Regions from separate parts of the Homo sapiens genome. Here region 1 is linked to region 2. Evidence: chromatin loops called from intact Hi-C (ENCODE). Cell type or tissue: endothelial cell of umbilical vein. All regions are shown on one strand. Links, peaks and the distances in the headings refer to the core of each region. The heading gives the core; the rest is flanking DNA.

What was found. Peaks named below come from ENCODE experiments on the same cell type or tissue, not always from the same donor. Only the 100,000 strongest peaks of a DNase experiment are listed, where the experiment ranks them.
Region 1: a loop joins it to region 2, with 2.1 times the contacts of the local background. A loop is called at or near these places in 1 of 110 quality-filtered maps.

What each region holds. Positions count from the first base shown.
Region 1 is chr12:90,849,801-90,858,128 of GRCh38, forward strand. No RefSeq gene overlaps it. Among named protein-coding and RNA genes, the nearest start is that of LINC00615, 64 kb to the right of the region's middle. In endothelial cell of umbilical vein, for the core only: a CTCF peak has its summit at 4,427; a DNase peak (open chromatin) is centred at 4,441.
Region 2 is chr12:90,538,750-90,547,077 of GRCh38, forward strand. No RefSeq gene overlaps it. Among named protein-coding and RNA genes, the nearest start is that of LINC02822, 51 kb to the right of the region's middle. In endothelial cell of umbilical vein, for the core only: no CTCF peak of the experiment used is centred there; DNase peaks (open chromatin) are centred at 4,872 and 5,292; H3K27ac peaks cover 1,679 bases.

The DNA.
Region 1 (8,328 bases), core at 2,565-6,564, 310 kb after region 2:
TCATCAAAAGGAGAGAATTATTTTTTTAAAAAAATCGAATTGGGAAGCCGTTGGTCTCACTTTAAATTCCTATATAAGCAGACCAAAGTGCAATGTCAACAGTAAACAGAAACTAGAAACTGCACCAATAAGAAACCACCAACTAACCTGTAACTAGAAACTTTCCACTCTAACCAATCAAAACTATTCTATTTTTCTTGCTTCTACAAAGATTTCATAAAAATTTTCCCTTTCACCTCTCCCAGCAAAGTGCTAGCCACTTGAGGACTGGTATTGCCCGGATTCATGAAACTGAATGCACAAATAGACTCTAAAATTTATTTTTACCAGCAGGAATTGAGGAAAGTGTAGAAATAGGAGGGAAATAAATGTGGCTATAAAAGTGTACATGAGGGATTGTGATGGAAATGTTCTGTATCTAGAGTGTATCAATATCAATATCCTGGTTGTGAAACAGTAGTATAATTTTGCAAGACAATACCATTGGGGAAAACAAGGTGAAGAATACCTGGAATCTCACTGTACTTTTTCTTACAATTGCATGTGAATCTACAATGACCTCAAAATAAAAAGTTAAATTTATAAATTATAAGGTAAATATAGTTATTACTCCAGTTTACAACTAAGAAAACTAAGGCAGAATTCATTTACATGATTTGCTCATCATGACAGGATTATTAAGGAAGACTTAGAATTTGAACCATTTTGGTTTTGACAGTCGATTCCTCACTCTCTTTTTTTATTGTTTCTTTTATTATTATTACTATTTTTTTTTGAGACGGAGTCTCGCTCTATCACCAGGCTGGAGTGCAGTGGCGCAATCTCGGCTCACTGCAATCTCTGCCTCTCTGGTTCAAGCGATTCTCCTGCCTCAGCCTCCCAAGTAGCTGGGACTACAGGTGCCTGCCACCACGACCAGGTAATTTTTGTATTTTTAGTAGAGACTGGCTTTCACCATGTTGACCAGGATGGTCTCAATCTCCTGATATCATGATTCCCCTGCCTCAGACTCCCAAAGTGCTGGGATTACAGGTGCGAACCACCACGCCCGGCCCAATTCCTCACTCTTAATCCTGAATCTTTACACCTTTTACTTTTCTTCTGGCTGCATATGGTCCATAACTAAGTGGGATTTTGCTTATGATTATGCAAATTACATTTTAGAAAATAATCTTGTAACATTCCAAGATAATCAATATTAGTAAACAGCAAGTTCAAGTTCACTACAAATTATTTCACACCATACATTAAATACCAATATTCGAACCCTCATAAATTATTATAAACATAAAAATGTGTATAATATAATATGTACGTACAAAATTAAATTTTTGTGAACTAGATATATGTGGATATTCTAATTCAAATTGTATTTCGTGCAATAGCTTACAAGGGCTACTTGCTTGTTTATAAAGGTAATGAAAAAGAGCAGCGTATTTTTCAAATAATTGCTTGTAGATCAAACAAAGTCAATGTAAGTCTCAATTCAGCCTTCAGTCTCAAGTAAGTCTCTTCATTAACGAGCATAATGATATAAAATCTATTTTAATTCTTAAACCATTAATGAGATTGATTTTTTGGTTATATTGAGGCAGCAGTTCTACATTGAAAATATTGTGACCTGACATGTTATCATGTTGTGTAACGTTTCTGTGAACAAAGATTTAAAGATATTCTAAATCTCTTCTTTAAAATCAAATATAAGTGGTGATAATTAATTGAAGTTATTTCCTTAACTTCTCACCTGTTTTTGTTTTCATTTTATTCTTACAACCTTATGAGGCAGAGAGAATACGATCGACTATGCATGACAGATGAAGAGAGAGGCAGAGGAAGAACACCTAATCAGTCTACATTCTTCTAACTAATAACCTAAGTGAATGCTAAATTGAATAATGTCATTTGAAATAAAAAGTTTGTGAATTAGCCTGATTTAATTATTCACATTGTAAATATATACCAAAATATCACGTTGTACCCCACAAGTATATGGAATTATTATTTGTCAATTAAAATTAAAATTTCAAAAGAAGAACATGAGAAAAAAAAATTCAGGTAGGTTTCCACAGAACAGAGTGACAAAATAATGAGTCAATATAGTGTAAACAAAAAGGTACCAGTATATAAAGCTGGTCCAGAAGTCATTTATTGAAGCACAACAGATCGATGATGAACTCTGTTTTTGTGGATTTAGGTAACAGTATCAATAGAGGTTAAACAAACAATAGTCGTCCATATCAGACTGTGACTGTGCTTAAATCCCCAAATGGTTATAGGGTCAATAGGCAACTTACACATTGCTCTTTTATAGGGTCAATAGTCAAGTTATACATTACCCTTTTTCTGTCTCATTTTCCTAGCATATTAAGGAAAGAAGATGCTAGCAATTACATGTTGTTATTTTAAAAATGAGACAAGATACTTACATAAAATACCTAGTGAGTTACTGCCTCAATGCAAGTGTTGAGTCAGTGGTAGAAGCAGTGAACATTGCAATTATGATCATCAATGAACAAAAAAGTTTTATTAAAGGAAAGAGGGGAGGAAACCTGTTATTAGCAGGAAAGCTAATAGTGGCAGTTGCTTTATATTTGGTATGTCATTAACTCTAGACAAAGACATACAGATACTCCAAGTTGAAAGAATTTTTTAAAATGGGCATTTTGCCAAATTTTATCAAGGCATTTATTGAGTTAAAGAATGCATCAAGTATTTTGAACAGCACCTGACATACAGCAAATGTTCAGCATGTTAGCTCCTATTACTATCACTATTGCTAAGTAGTGAAGCAATGATTAGAATCTGTTCTGTCTGACACCAGTGCACATCACACATCATAGAAGTGTTAATTAGCAGTGTTTTTGAGGTTAGGTTGTAAGTCATCTACAAAGAACAATAAATATCTACACTCAGGAGACTGGAGAGAAAAAAAAGTAAAATAAAGTCTATTTCATTTGTTCCCAAATTTACCATCACTAAAAGAAGTCTAATTAAAGTTACTGAATTTCTATTAAGGACCAAACCATAAATAGATGTGATGATTTGGGGATGAATAATATACATTGTCTTGCTCCTCAGAGAGTTCATGGATGAGTAGGAGCAACTAACATTTGGGCAAATAATCTTATGCAATGTGGCAGTTACCATAACAGAAATAGGTGAAGAATAATAGGATAATATATAATTAATTTTTTAGTAGAAGAAGAAAAACTACAAATGTTTCTAAAATCACTACCTATATATGAAAACTCACATATATGTGAAAAACTATGTATACATGCCATAAAGACATAAATATATATACTCATTATATATATATAATAAGTAGTATTAAAGGAAGAAGGAGAGGAAACCTGTTATTAGTAGGAGTATATATTATATAGAGAGATAGAGAGAGACTATATATATATATATATATATATACATATATATATATACATATATATATATATATATATATACTCATTCATTCATTTTAAGCATGCTTGCAAGTCAGGGCACCACATTGTCATCATATGCCAATCATTGTATAATTACTTGATCCAAATGTCCAGTTGAAAATCAAACCAAGTAAGGTTTGATAAAACCCAGAAAGTAATCTAAGTCTTTTATATTGGGGTCATCGCTGACACATTTATTGCACTCAAGAAATATGATGTTCTCTAACATTATAAAAAAGGATTTTGAACAAAGTTAACATTGAAAACTTCATAGCCTATTATTTCTGTCATCTCTATATATTATCATTCATAAAAATTAGTCTCTGAAAGCAGAAATTCTATTGTCTTATGCTTTACATAACAGACTATTATTATCTGAAATTAGAAATAGTCTAGTAATAAATATATGAAGACATTTGCTACTGATTGCTTTGGGCAGACGTTTTGCTTGAGATATATTGATATTTGTCTTTATAAAGTTTAACTTCTGTACATTCCAAAACCACTACATTACCATGATGTTCTCATTTATGAGCTATCTCATGGAAAGTATTCCATTTTTTGCAATGAAAGAAATGAGATGCCTTTCTCCAATCATTGTTACATTGTGCAGGTTTTTATATTTTCCTTTTTCAGCTTCCCACATCGCATGTCATTATAACAACTACATTATAAACTAAAACAAGTGATTATATTGGAAAATAATGGGGCTTGGGAAGGAATAGTCTTCCATGCAATAATTTTTTCTCTGCAGAATAAAATATTCTAATTTGCTCCCGACTCAGTGCTTGAAATAATGGACATGATGTTTTCTAAAATTAAAAACAGTAAAGTGACAAGAAAAAAGAAATTTAGAATATCATTTTAAATAATAAAACAGTCAATACTGCAAAAAGATAAACGATGCAAAGTAAACTCAAATGTTTGGAGACTGCATCGCCCAGACCCATCACCATTTACCAAATAAGGTGTGTTCCACTGGCCCTCTAGTGGTGACGTGTTAGAATCATAGATTCTTCCACTCGAAGGGTAAAAAAAGCTGTCTTCTTTCAGAAGTACTAAAGTGAAACATGTTCCTGTAAATGCCATATTCTAGGAATGTATTTTTAAATCTCCGTGTGGGATGTAAGTAGAAAAATTTTCCTCAGCCAATGTGGGGTTTCTTCTTGTACCCCTCAATAAAAGCTATGTCAAGTGAAGATGACAAATTGGGATACCACATGGTACATCATAATAACCCAGTACTTTTGCCACATTAAGTTTTGCAAAAGGTTGCAAATGAGTCATAGCACAAAGTTCTGCAAGCCCTGCAACATCTCCCTCCATTGCACCTTAATTCTTTTCAGCAAGCCCCGTCTTACTGGAGCCCTGGCATTTTCTTTAAAAGGGAGTGCCCCATTGTTATAATGTTTCTATGACGGACAGAAATTACTCTGCGGTTTCAGACTGAAGAGCAAGTGCAGTTACCTCCTGCATTGCCATCCTCTTAGCAAAGCTTTCTGATGTTTCTGGACAGATAATCCTCCTGAGGAAACCCCCTCAATAATGAAGGTATTACAAATAATACATGTTATACCATCCACTAGACCTTATTTGGTTCTTGGCCATAACGAACAGTGGTCTTTAGGAGGATGTCACAGCTCCCCGGCACTAAAGTGTGTCTAGGACTCATTTTCATAACTTAATGCACAAATATCCAAAAAGGAATCAGCAGCTGTCTCTCCTCGAGTTTCTTTTACCTTCCTTTCTTTTTTTTTCCTTTTTCTTTTCTTTTCTTTTCTTTATTTATTTATTTATTTTTGAAATAGGGTCTAGCTCTGCTGCTCAGGCTACGGTGCAGTGGTGCAACCATGACTCACTGCAACTTCAAACTCCCTGGTCCAAGGGATACTCCCACCTCAGCCTCCCAAGTAGCCTGGACTACAGGCACATGTCACCATACCTGGCTAATTAAAAAAAAAAAAAAAAAAAAAAAACTTGTAGAGATGGGATCTCCCTATGTTGCCCAGGCTGGTCTTGGACTCCTGGGCTCAAATGATCCTCCTGCCTTGGCCTCCCAAAGTGCCGGGACCACAGCCATGAGCCACTGCACCTACAGCCCCACCCATCTAAAAAACAAAACAAAACAAAATCAAAACTTTTCTACAGTACAAGAATTCTATGTTTATGTAATAATTGAAAATAATATTTTATCAATACAACTTCTGACTAAAGTATGGTTGCAGAGCTCTGGGATTAGTGCTGTGTACGAGGAATGGGAAATTAGACAGTATGTGTGCTTATTCACTCCACAATATTCTGTTGCAAAAACCATGGCAGTTAGTGGGGACAGCGTTGACTCAAAATGAACAAGTTAGTTGGAAGGAAGGAAGGAAGGAAGGAAGGAAGGAAGGAAGGAAGGAAGGAAGGAAGGAAGGAAGGAGAGGGAAAGGAAAGGGAGAAAAAGGAGACAGACAACAAAAAAGAAGGAAGGAGGGAGAAAGAAAAGAGTCAATGTGTCCTGTTTACATGAAAACCTTTTAAAGCACAATATTTCTTCAAGGCAGGCAGAGATAAAACAGATCACTTTTCAATAATTTACTCTGAGTTACTAAGATCTTTATTTTTCTTTTTCTCTTTTCTTTTTTGAAGGAGAATATTCAGGTTGATAATCAGGGTTAAAGTACCATGATATTGTAAAAGTCAAATACACAACTACATGCTTCTTTTGCAACCAAAATTTCCTTTATTGTATACATTTAAGAGTTGTGATACTTATTCTACTTCACTGTAAAAACAAAGAAATGTCACACTTAACACCTGCAGGTAGAGACAAGTTACGTTCATGTTAAATTCATGGCAGTAACATAGCATCTTTTTCAGTTTCATTTAAGATTCTGCTTTTCAGAATTCATTTGCCACTACCCGTTTTAATGCCTAGAATTGTGTTAAAGAATATTAGTTCTCTAATCTTCACTTAGTTTTATAATATTTAATGCTCTTTTGACTTCAGAATATTTCCTTAAATAAAAAAGATATACATATATTTGCAGTATATATATTCATAATTGTATATGCTATTACATGCATGCAATATACATATATGTATATATACATTTGCATACAAACACACACACACACATTTCTATGTATTTGCATCTTGACCATGTATTAAATACCTGAGTTTTTTCTCAGTATAAACTTTAGGATATATTCTAGAAATGTTATTAAGAATGAAGAAAGAAGACTGAAAGAGAGAAAATGCATTCTATTCCAAAACTAAATAATATTAGGTTGGCATACATTGACTTTCAATGGCATAAACCTCAATTACTTTTGTGCCAACCTAAAAATTCAAAAGATTTTAGTCTAATGTAATTTTATTATACAATGGAAAATTATTTTAGCAGTTAAAAATACTTGGTAAGATCATCAATGCCATGCATACAGTTGGGGCTACAATAAAACACATCCATATTAATGTACATAAATGCTGAAAGGGAAAATCATGCATTATTTTAGGTTGTAAAGTTTTAAGTTAGAGATTTCTATCTAACTTTTTAGGCCTCCTGAGTCCTGATCCTTCAAGGATGCCTTATAGATTGGTGGTTAACACCATCAAAGATGGAGTAAACAGACTAACCTAAATAGAATCCTGGCTCTGTTATTTAGTACCTGTGTGCCTTTAATTTAGATATGTCTAGTCTCTGAATCTATTTTCCTAATGTAAAATACTACCTAACTCTGCATTTATTCAAAGAATTAGAAGAGACAGAATATGCCAAGTTCTTTTGCACAGAAAGTTTTACATTTTAAGAGCTAGGTAAATGGTGACACATTATTATTATTATCATTATTATTATATAAGAAAAATGAATCAGGCAATAAGATTATTTGGGGCAAAGATGGGAGTAGGGAAATTATAGGTTAGGGAAAAGGAGGGCAGGCTTGTTACTTGTTTTGTGAAAAAAATGATATACTTTAAGGAATTGAATTCATTGAGTAATTTCTAAGTTCTCCATTTTAATTGGGGTTTTTGTTCACTGACTCTGTGATTGTTACTTGGTTCATCTGAATTTTATTTCTAAAAGTCTCTTTATCATGAGAGAGGAAAAATGTAGGTAAAAATGATTGATATAACACTCAAACACTGTCTGCTGTTTTATGTACTCAAACAAAAGTGTTAAGTGTATGCTTCAAGAATAAATTATAATTATCAGCTTTTAGAATAAAGAAAGCCTTCGGTTATAGAATGGTTCTGCCTAAATGATACAAACGACTCAGTTATCTCACTGCTACTACATCTTTTAGCTCTATCAACCTGCTATTTGATACAAAATTAGAAGTGATTTTTAAATATTTCTAAATTCCTCCACTTCATAGGTCAGAGTTACCCCAAAATGAACACTACTTTATGCTGATTTCATTAGTCATAGGGAAGCAACTAAACAAAAACTTGAAATTCTGCAACCTGGATTCACAATCCCCACTCCCTGCTTCTCTATTATCTTAATAATCATATGAGATTCAGAAATTAAGCTGGAACACTCTGATCTAAACTGCGCAAAGTTGAATGCAGTTAAAAAATCTTATAACAATTTCCAAGGTGACATGGTTTACCTTGAAAGTGCTGCATATGTATTGAAAGCAAAGCTTTGACTTTAGGAGAACTATCAGGTTTGGGGTAAACAAATAAATTTCAAGGTTTGAGTCCACAACCTAAAGGTCAAAAGATACATGATGTGGATGTATGTGACACTGCTTTACACTGAAATAATTATGCAGAGATTAACTTCATAGTGATTAAAAAAACTAAAATTGTATTCAAATGAGTATTTCAGATTACTATGTTAATTTGAAACAGTGGAACGTCACTGGTCTCATCTAAGGTAGTATCTGATCTTGTTGT
Region 2 (8,328 bases), core at 2,947-6,946:
TCAAAATAAGAGGATGGAGGAAGATCTACCAAGCAAATGGAAAACAAAAAAAGGCAGGGGTTGCAATCCTAGTCTCTGATAAAACAGACTTTAAACCAACAAAGATCAAAAGAGACAAAGAAGGCCATTACATAATGGTAAAGGGATCAATTCAACAAGAGGAGCTAACTATCCTAAATATTTATGCACCCAATACAGGAGCACCCAGATTCATAAAGCAAGTCCTGAGTGACCTACAAAGAGACTTAGACTCCCACACATTAATAATGGGAGACTTTAACACCCCACTGTCAACATTAGACAGATCAACGAGACAGAAAGTCAACAAGGATACCCAGGAATTGAACTCAGCTCTGCACCAAGCGGACCTAATAGACATCTACAGAACTCTCCACCCCAAATCAACAGAATATACATTTTTTTCAGCACCACACCACACCTATTCCAAAATTGACCACATAGTTGGAAGTAAAACTCTCCTCAGCAAATGTAAAAGAACAGAAATTATAACAAACTATCTCTCAGACCACAGTGCAATCAAACTAGAACTCAGGATTAAGAATCTCACTCAAAGCTGCTCAACTACATGGAAACTGAACAACCTGCTCCTGAATGACTACTGGGTACATAACAAAATGAAGGCAGAAATAAAGATGTTCTTTGAAACCAATGAGAACAAAGACACCACATACCAGAATCTCTGGGACGCATTCAAAGCAGTGTGTAGAGGGAAATTTATAGCACTAAATGCCTACAAGAGAAAGCAGGAAAGATCCAAAATTGACACCCTAACATCTCAATTAAAAGAACTAGAAAAGCAAGAGCAAACACATTCAAAAGCTAGCAGAAGGCAAGAAATAACTAAAATCAGAGCAGAACTGAAGGAAATAGAGACACAAAAAACCCTTCAAAAAATCAATGAATCCAGGAGCTGGTTTTTTGAAAGGATCAACAAAATTGATAGACCGCTAGCAAGACTAATAAAGAAAAAAAGAGAGAAGAATCAAATAGACACAATAAAAAATGATAAAGGGGATATCACCACCAATCCCACAGAAATACAAACTACCATCAGAGAATACTACAAACACCTCTATGCAAATAAACTAGAAAATCTGGAAGAAATGGATACATTCCTCGACACATACACTCTCCCAAGACTAAACCAGGAAGAAGTTGAATCTCTGAATAGACCAATAACAGGCTCTGAAATTGTGGCAATAATCAATAGTTTACCAACCAAAAAGAGTCCAGGACCAGATGGATTCACAGCCGAATTCTACCAGAGGTACAAGGAGGAACTGGTACCATTCCTTCTGAAACTATTCCAATCAATAGAAAAAGAGGGAATCCTCCCTAACTCATTTTATGAGGCCAGCATCATTCTGATACCAAAGCCGGGCAGAGACACAACCAAAAAAGAGAATTTTAGACCAATATCCTTGATGAACATTGATGCAAAAATCCTCAATAAAATACTGGCAAACCGAATCCAGCAGCACATCAAAAAGGTTATCCACCATGATCAAGTGGGCTTCATCCCTGGGATGCAAGGCTGGTTCAATATACGCAAATCAATAAATGTAATCCAGCATATAAACAGAGCCAAAGACAAAAACCACATGATTATCTCAATAGATGCAGAAAAAGCCTTTGACAAAATTCAACAACCCTTCATGCTAAAAACTCTCAATAAATTAGGTATTGATGGGACGTATTTCAAAATAATAAGAGCTATCTATGACAAACCCACAGCCAATATCATACTGAATGGGCAAAAACTGGAAGCATTCCCTTTGAAAACTGGCACAAGACAGGGATGCCCTCTCTCACTGCTCCTATTCAACATAGTGTTGGAAGTTCTGGCCAGGGCAATCAGGCAGGAGAAGGAAATAAAGGGTATTCAATTAGGAAAAGAGGAAGTCAAATTGTCCCTGTTTGCAGATGACATGATTGTTTATCTAGAAAACCCCATTGTCTCAGCCCAAAATCTCCTTAAGCTGATAAGCAACTTCAGCAAAGTCTCAGGATACAAAATCAATGTACAAAAATCACAAGCATTCTTATACACCAACAACAGACAAACAGAGAGCCAAATCATGAGTGAACTCCCATTCACAATTGCTTCAAAGAGAATAAAATACCTAGGAATCCAACTTACAAGGGATGTGAAGGACCTCTTCAAGGAGAGCTACAAACCACTGCTCAAGGAAATAAAAGAGGACACAAACAAATGGAAGAACATTCCATGCTCATGGGTAGGAAGAATCAATATCATGAAAATGGCCATACTGCCCAAGGTAATTTACAGATTCAATGCCATCCCCATCAAACTACCAATGACTTTCTTCACAGAATTGGAAAAAACTACTTTAAAGTTCATATGGAACCAAAAAAGAGCCCGCATCGCCAAGTCAATCCTAAGCCAAAAGAACAAAGCTGGAGGCATCACACTACCTGACTTCAAACTATACTACAAGGCTACAGTAACCAAAACAGCATGGTACTGGTACCAAAACAGAGATATAGATCAATGGAACAGAACAGAGCCCTCAGAAATAATGCCGCATATCTACAACTATCTGATCTTTGACAAACCTGAGAAAAACAAGCAATGGGGAAAGGATTCCCTATTTAATAAATGGTGCTGGGAAAACTGGCTAGCCATATGTAGAAAGCTGAAACTGGATCCCTTCCTTACACCTTATACAAAAATCAATTCAAGATGGATTAAAGATTTAAACGTTAGACCTAAAACCATAAAAACCCTAGAAGAAAACCTAGGCATTACCATTCAGGACATAGGCGTGGGCAAGGACTTCATGTCCAAAACACCAAAAGCAATGGCAACAAAAGCCAAAATTGACAAATGGGATCTAATTAAACTAAAGAGCTTCTGCACAGCAAAAGAAACTACCATCAGAGTGAACAGGCAACCTACAACATGGGAGAAAATTTTCGCAACCTACTCATCTGACAAAGGGCTAATATCCAGAATCTACAATGAACTCAAACAAATTTACAAGAAAAAAACAAACAACCCCATCAAAAAGTGGGGGAAGGACATGAACAGACACTTCTCAAAAGAAGACATTTATGCAGCCAAAAAACACATGAAAAAATGCTCATCATCACTGGCCATCAGAGAAATGCAAATCAAAACCACTATGAAATATCATCTCACACCAGTTAGAATGGCAATCATTAAAAAGTCAGGAAACAACAGGTGCTGGAGAGGATGTGGAGAAATAGGAACACTTTTACACTGTTGGTTGGACTGTAAACTAGTTCAACCATTGTGGAAGTCAGTGTGGCGATTCCTCAGGGATCTAGAACTAGAAATACCATTTGACCCAGCCATCCCATTACTGGGTATATACCCAAAGGACTATAAATCATGCTGCTATAAAGACACATGCACACGTATGTTTATTGCGGCATTATTCACAATAGCAAAGACTTGGAACCAACCCAAATGTCCAACAATGATAGACTGGATTAAGAAAATGTGGCACATATACACCATGGAATACTATGCAGCCATAAAAAATGATGAGTTCATGTCCTTTGTAGGGACATGGATGAAATTGGAAACCATCATTCTCAGTAAACTATCGCAAGAACAAAAAACCAAACACCGCATATTCCCACTCATAGGTGGGAATTGAACAATGAGATCACATGGACACAGGAAGGGGAATATCACACTCTGGGGACTGTGGTGGGGTCGGGGGAGGGGGGAGGGATAGCATTGGGAGATATACCTAATGCTAGATGACACGTTAGTGGGTGCAGTGCACCAGCATGGCACATGTATACATATGTAACTAACCTGCACAATGTGCACATGTACCCTAAAACTTAAAGTATAATAATAAAAAAAAAAAGTTAAAAAAAAAAAAAAAAAAGAGATAACAAGAAAGAAAAAAAAAAAATATACTGAGCAGACAGAACAGTGGGCATACAGAAAAGATAGTAATTTTAATTGTGATCAATGTAAAATCCTGCAATTAAATACAATTAATAAATATATTCTAGAGGATAAAAAAAAAAAAAAACTGGAAAAAGTACTTCTTGAAACAATACTTACACATTTTATGTGCAATGCAACCTCATAGTTTCTGTTCTTTTCTACTCTATTTGATTTACTAAATTGATCAACCTCAAATTTGAAAACATGAATTAAATATCATTTCCTCTAGGAATCTTCCTTGACCTCATAAACTAGCTCATTGCTCCTGCTCTGTGATTTTACTAGATTTTGCACTTCCTGTATTGTAGCTCTAAATACATTTGGTGTTACGGTTTGTTTACTTTTCTGCCCTTTTAAAGACTGAAAAATGCAGAGACATAGGCTTAGTGTCTATCTTACTATCATGCTTTCTGCATTGAATACAGTACTTGTCTTATGTTAAGTGCTTAAAAATTAAAGTTGAATGATTTGGTAAGTGAAATCTAACCTATTTGAATTAATGACACTAAAAAATAAAGTTGTTGTGTTTGTTCTTGCTGTTGTTTAAATCCTAAGAATCCTACGGATGAATTATTTCAAATATATCTTCAAGAAAAGAAATAAGTACAAGAAAGTTTTAATGAAAAAATTTTAAATGATCATAATGAAGAAAACAGAAAACACATCTTTTTGGCAACTCTCTCTACAAATGGCTATATTTCATCTTGTTTATACTATTGGTTATGGGTTATGAACTGCAAAATCCCAATTTACACTGAGAGGATATCCTGAGAGTAACAGATTATCTCTAGCTATTGTTCCAGTGGAATGTGTCTGGAGAGAAATAAGGCATGTTACTTTATCATTTAAAAGTTAAAACAATTAGTCTTTCTTTTGGTACAAACATTTCAAAAAAGCTACATTCCAAATTGGTGAGTCAGGTAGAAATCAGAGGTTTGCTTATATTTAATTAGGAGAATAAGTATTGCTCTTCACCCAGGCCATGGTGCCATTCTGTATTTTAACGTGACTTGCCAAGATTTTTCACACACATTTGTAACCTTGGTTTTAGCTATGTACAACCCTTTCATAATTTTCAGTAGTGAATTTATTGGGATTAGAAAAGAGAAGCTGGAAATGACTTCAGTGATACTTAAAATATATCTTTTTTGGCAAAAAACAATTTTCTCTCATTATTTTGGTTACTTTAAACACTGATTTATGAGAAATTCAATCCATTTGTTTTTATTTCATATATCACAAAAATGTTGTCACAAAAGAACTTTACAAACAGCCGTTTCCGCTCCCAGTAATATAGTGAAGCTTTGAATAGCCTATATTTTGTGTTAGGATTTTTGCCAAACACCAGGTTCCCAGTCAGATGACTCAGTACAGTGAAATGGATACAGACAAATATTATATGTTCCTTGGAATTATGTAGTATATACACGATATTAACAAAATGTATTTTCATATAAAGAAATAATTTTTGAGAGGGCCAATGTACATGGAAAAACACTAACTAAACAATTCCGTATTTTCAGCTGAAATAATCCTTACCCCATTTGTATTAGGATAATCTCTGCTTCAAGGAAAAGAAAAACTTTAGAGACTTGCCTAACAGAGAAAGGTATTATCTCACATAATTTAGAGAAAACATTTAGAGACAGAAATTTAGAGAAAAATTGGTTTCTAAGTTGTTTAAGAAATTTGATGTCAAATGTGCTTTCTTTCCAGTCCTCAGGTCTGCCATCTTTCTTCCTCAGGATGGTAAAGGTGTGGTTGCAGTGGTCCCTTATGTGACTATGTTTAGAAAAAGAAGAGACATTATAACTTTTTGTGCTCCACTCTTAGTGAGGAGGAAAATTTTTCTAAAGATGCTCTCCATCCCAGCAAACTTGTCATCAAGTCTTATTGGTGGAAACTGGGTTGCATGTTCTTTTTGAACCAAGAGCTGACAAGGAAAATGAGATTGCCTTTTGACCAATAAGGCTTATACTTTGGTTGGAGATGAAGTAGACTTCTTCTAAGGCACATACATAGCTGATTCATGAAGTTGATGAGGATCATTACAGTTTCAAGTAATTAATATTAATTACAAACGGACCATTTTTTGGTAAAGAAAAAAGACTGTAAGTTTCACTAAATTGAGGAAATTATTATCTCTATATATGTTTCTTTCTTCATGCTCAAGCCACATTTTATGCACTGTCAGTGATTAGTTACAAATAAGAAATGAGAACAATTAGTAAGTTGAGAAATAGATTGACAGAGGCACTTGAAGTCCATGGTTTGAAGTTCAGACTTCAATGAAGGACCATTATTAAACTTGATTTGGAGTCAGTTTAGAGTTCTGAAATAGAGTTACATGGAATAAATGCCCGAGTAAGATGATTCTTGCTGCTCTTCCACAAAGTGGCACTGACCATGTTTACCGCTTAGTCTATCTTCAACTTCAGTTGTGGATTTTCATCCCTGATAAGAAACAAGTGAGAATACTTGGACAATGACCTTCTTGATTTCATTTTCCCTTCTCCCACTTGCGTGGCTGAAAGGCAAGTTGAAAATATAAAATGGAGAGTGCTTAGCAGTTATGCTGGAGTGTGGGTTCATTCTGTGCTTTAATAAAAAACTTTAATACATCTTTTAGAATATTTTGAATATTATAGAAATAAAAGCATGTTTCTTTAAAGTAAAAGATAAATATGAATTTCTTCCATACCACTCATCAGTCTTTTGATGGAAACTATACTCCATAAAATAATGGAAAAATAAAACACAGATCTTTAGAAACAGAATGGCTACTCATCTGTAAAATGTGGAGATTTCATCAAATGATCTCTGATCTCTTTCAGGTGTAAAAGTTAATGAGTCCATTCAAGTAGATCTGTTTAAAAGCAGGAAAGAATATTATGTTTCACTTCTCTCACTTTTATTCTATCTAGAAAAACTTTCAATCCAATTTTGGAATTTCTTTTGCTAGACGATTCATGGTTTACATTGAAAGAAAATGGATTTTAGCCCAGTTGGTTTCAGTGAATTAAATTTTACCATAAGAAATGTGAAAAAATACCTGCTTTTTTCAAATTCATAATATTGCCCCAGTTTCCAAAAGATCCAAGTATAAATAGTAATGAATTATATCAGATAAATCATAATTATATTAACATATAGTAAAAGTACATTAACTTATGATTAACCTCCGATGCAATTTGAAATTAAAAACACAAGGTGGCCAAGAGCAGTGGCTCAAGCCTTTAATCCCAGCACTTTGGGAGGCCAAGGCGGGTGGATCACTAGGTCTGGAGATCGGAGATCTAGACCATCGTGGCTAACATGGTGAAACCCCGTCTCTACTAAAAATACAAAAAAAAAAAAAAAAAAAAAAAAATTACCCGGGCGTGGTGGCAGGCGCCTGTAGTCTCGGGAAGCTGAGGCAGGAGAATGGCGTGAACCCGGGAGGCGGAGCTTGCAGTGAGCCGAGATCGGGCTACTGCACTCCAGCCTGGGTGACAGAGTGAGACTCTGCCTCAAAAAAAAAAAAAAGAAACAAGGTGTATTAAGTGAAAATTACTATCCATATTTGTAGCCTCATTGTTCTGGGATGGTTTATGCATGTGTGCACATGCACATGTGTACCTTTACCAGAACTTTTGTAAACGCTTTAATTTTACTTATTCTTTCTTTCATTTTTCACTGTTAAGATACGATAAACTCAAGTCAGAATGACTAAAATATTTTCAAGGACATGCCAAGAGAATTTAAGCAAACAGGGTGGCCAGTAACCAATGGGATTTTCAGTTCACCACTGCAATGGTATTGTACAAACATTGGAAGTATAGAGAACGTATTTTGCCTGGGATTACCTTCTCCTCTTGCTCACCCCAGTAAATTCTTATCTTCAGATTTCTCATTATAAGTCTATTTCTGAAGATTTATTCTTACTTGATCAGATAAGTAACAAAATATCTAACAAAATGTCTTACAAAACCAGTTTTTCTGGCCTATGCTGGGAGATACATTATTACATGAATCAAGTATCATCCAAGTCAGTGTTGCCATATGTCGCATTGGCTACTTAGACTCAAAACAAGAGCAGATTATCTGGCCTCTGTCTCACGCTTCTTCCTGATGCATCTGTTTCTCTTAAATGATGCTGGAGTTATTTTCCTTATGCATATAGCTGCTTAATACTTTCTTTTATTTTACCTGGAATTCAGCATGAGGCGATACTTGGAATGGTTTAAAAACCTATCGTAATTTACACATCTTTCACCCTCCTTTACTCTCCCACAAATTCTATATCCTACATTTTAGCCATGTTCAATGCTTTATTGTTTTCACATGCTCTTCACTCTGCCCTAATTGTTCTTTGC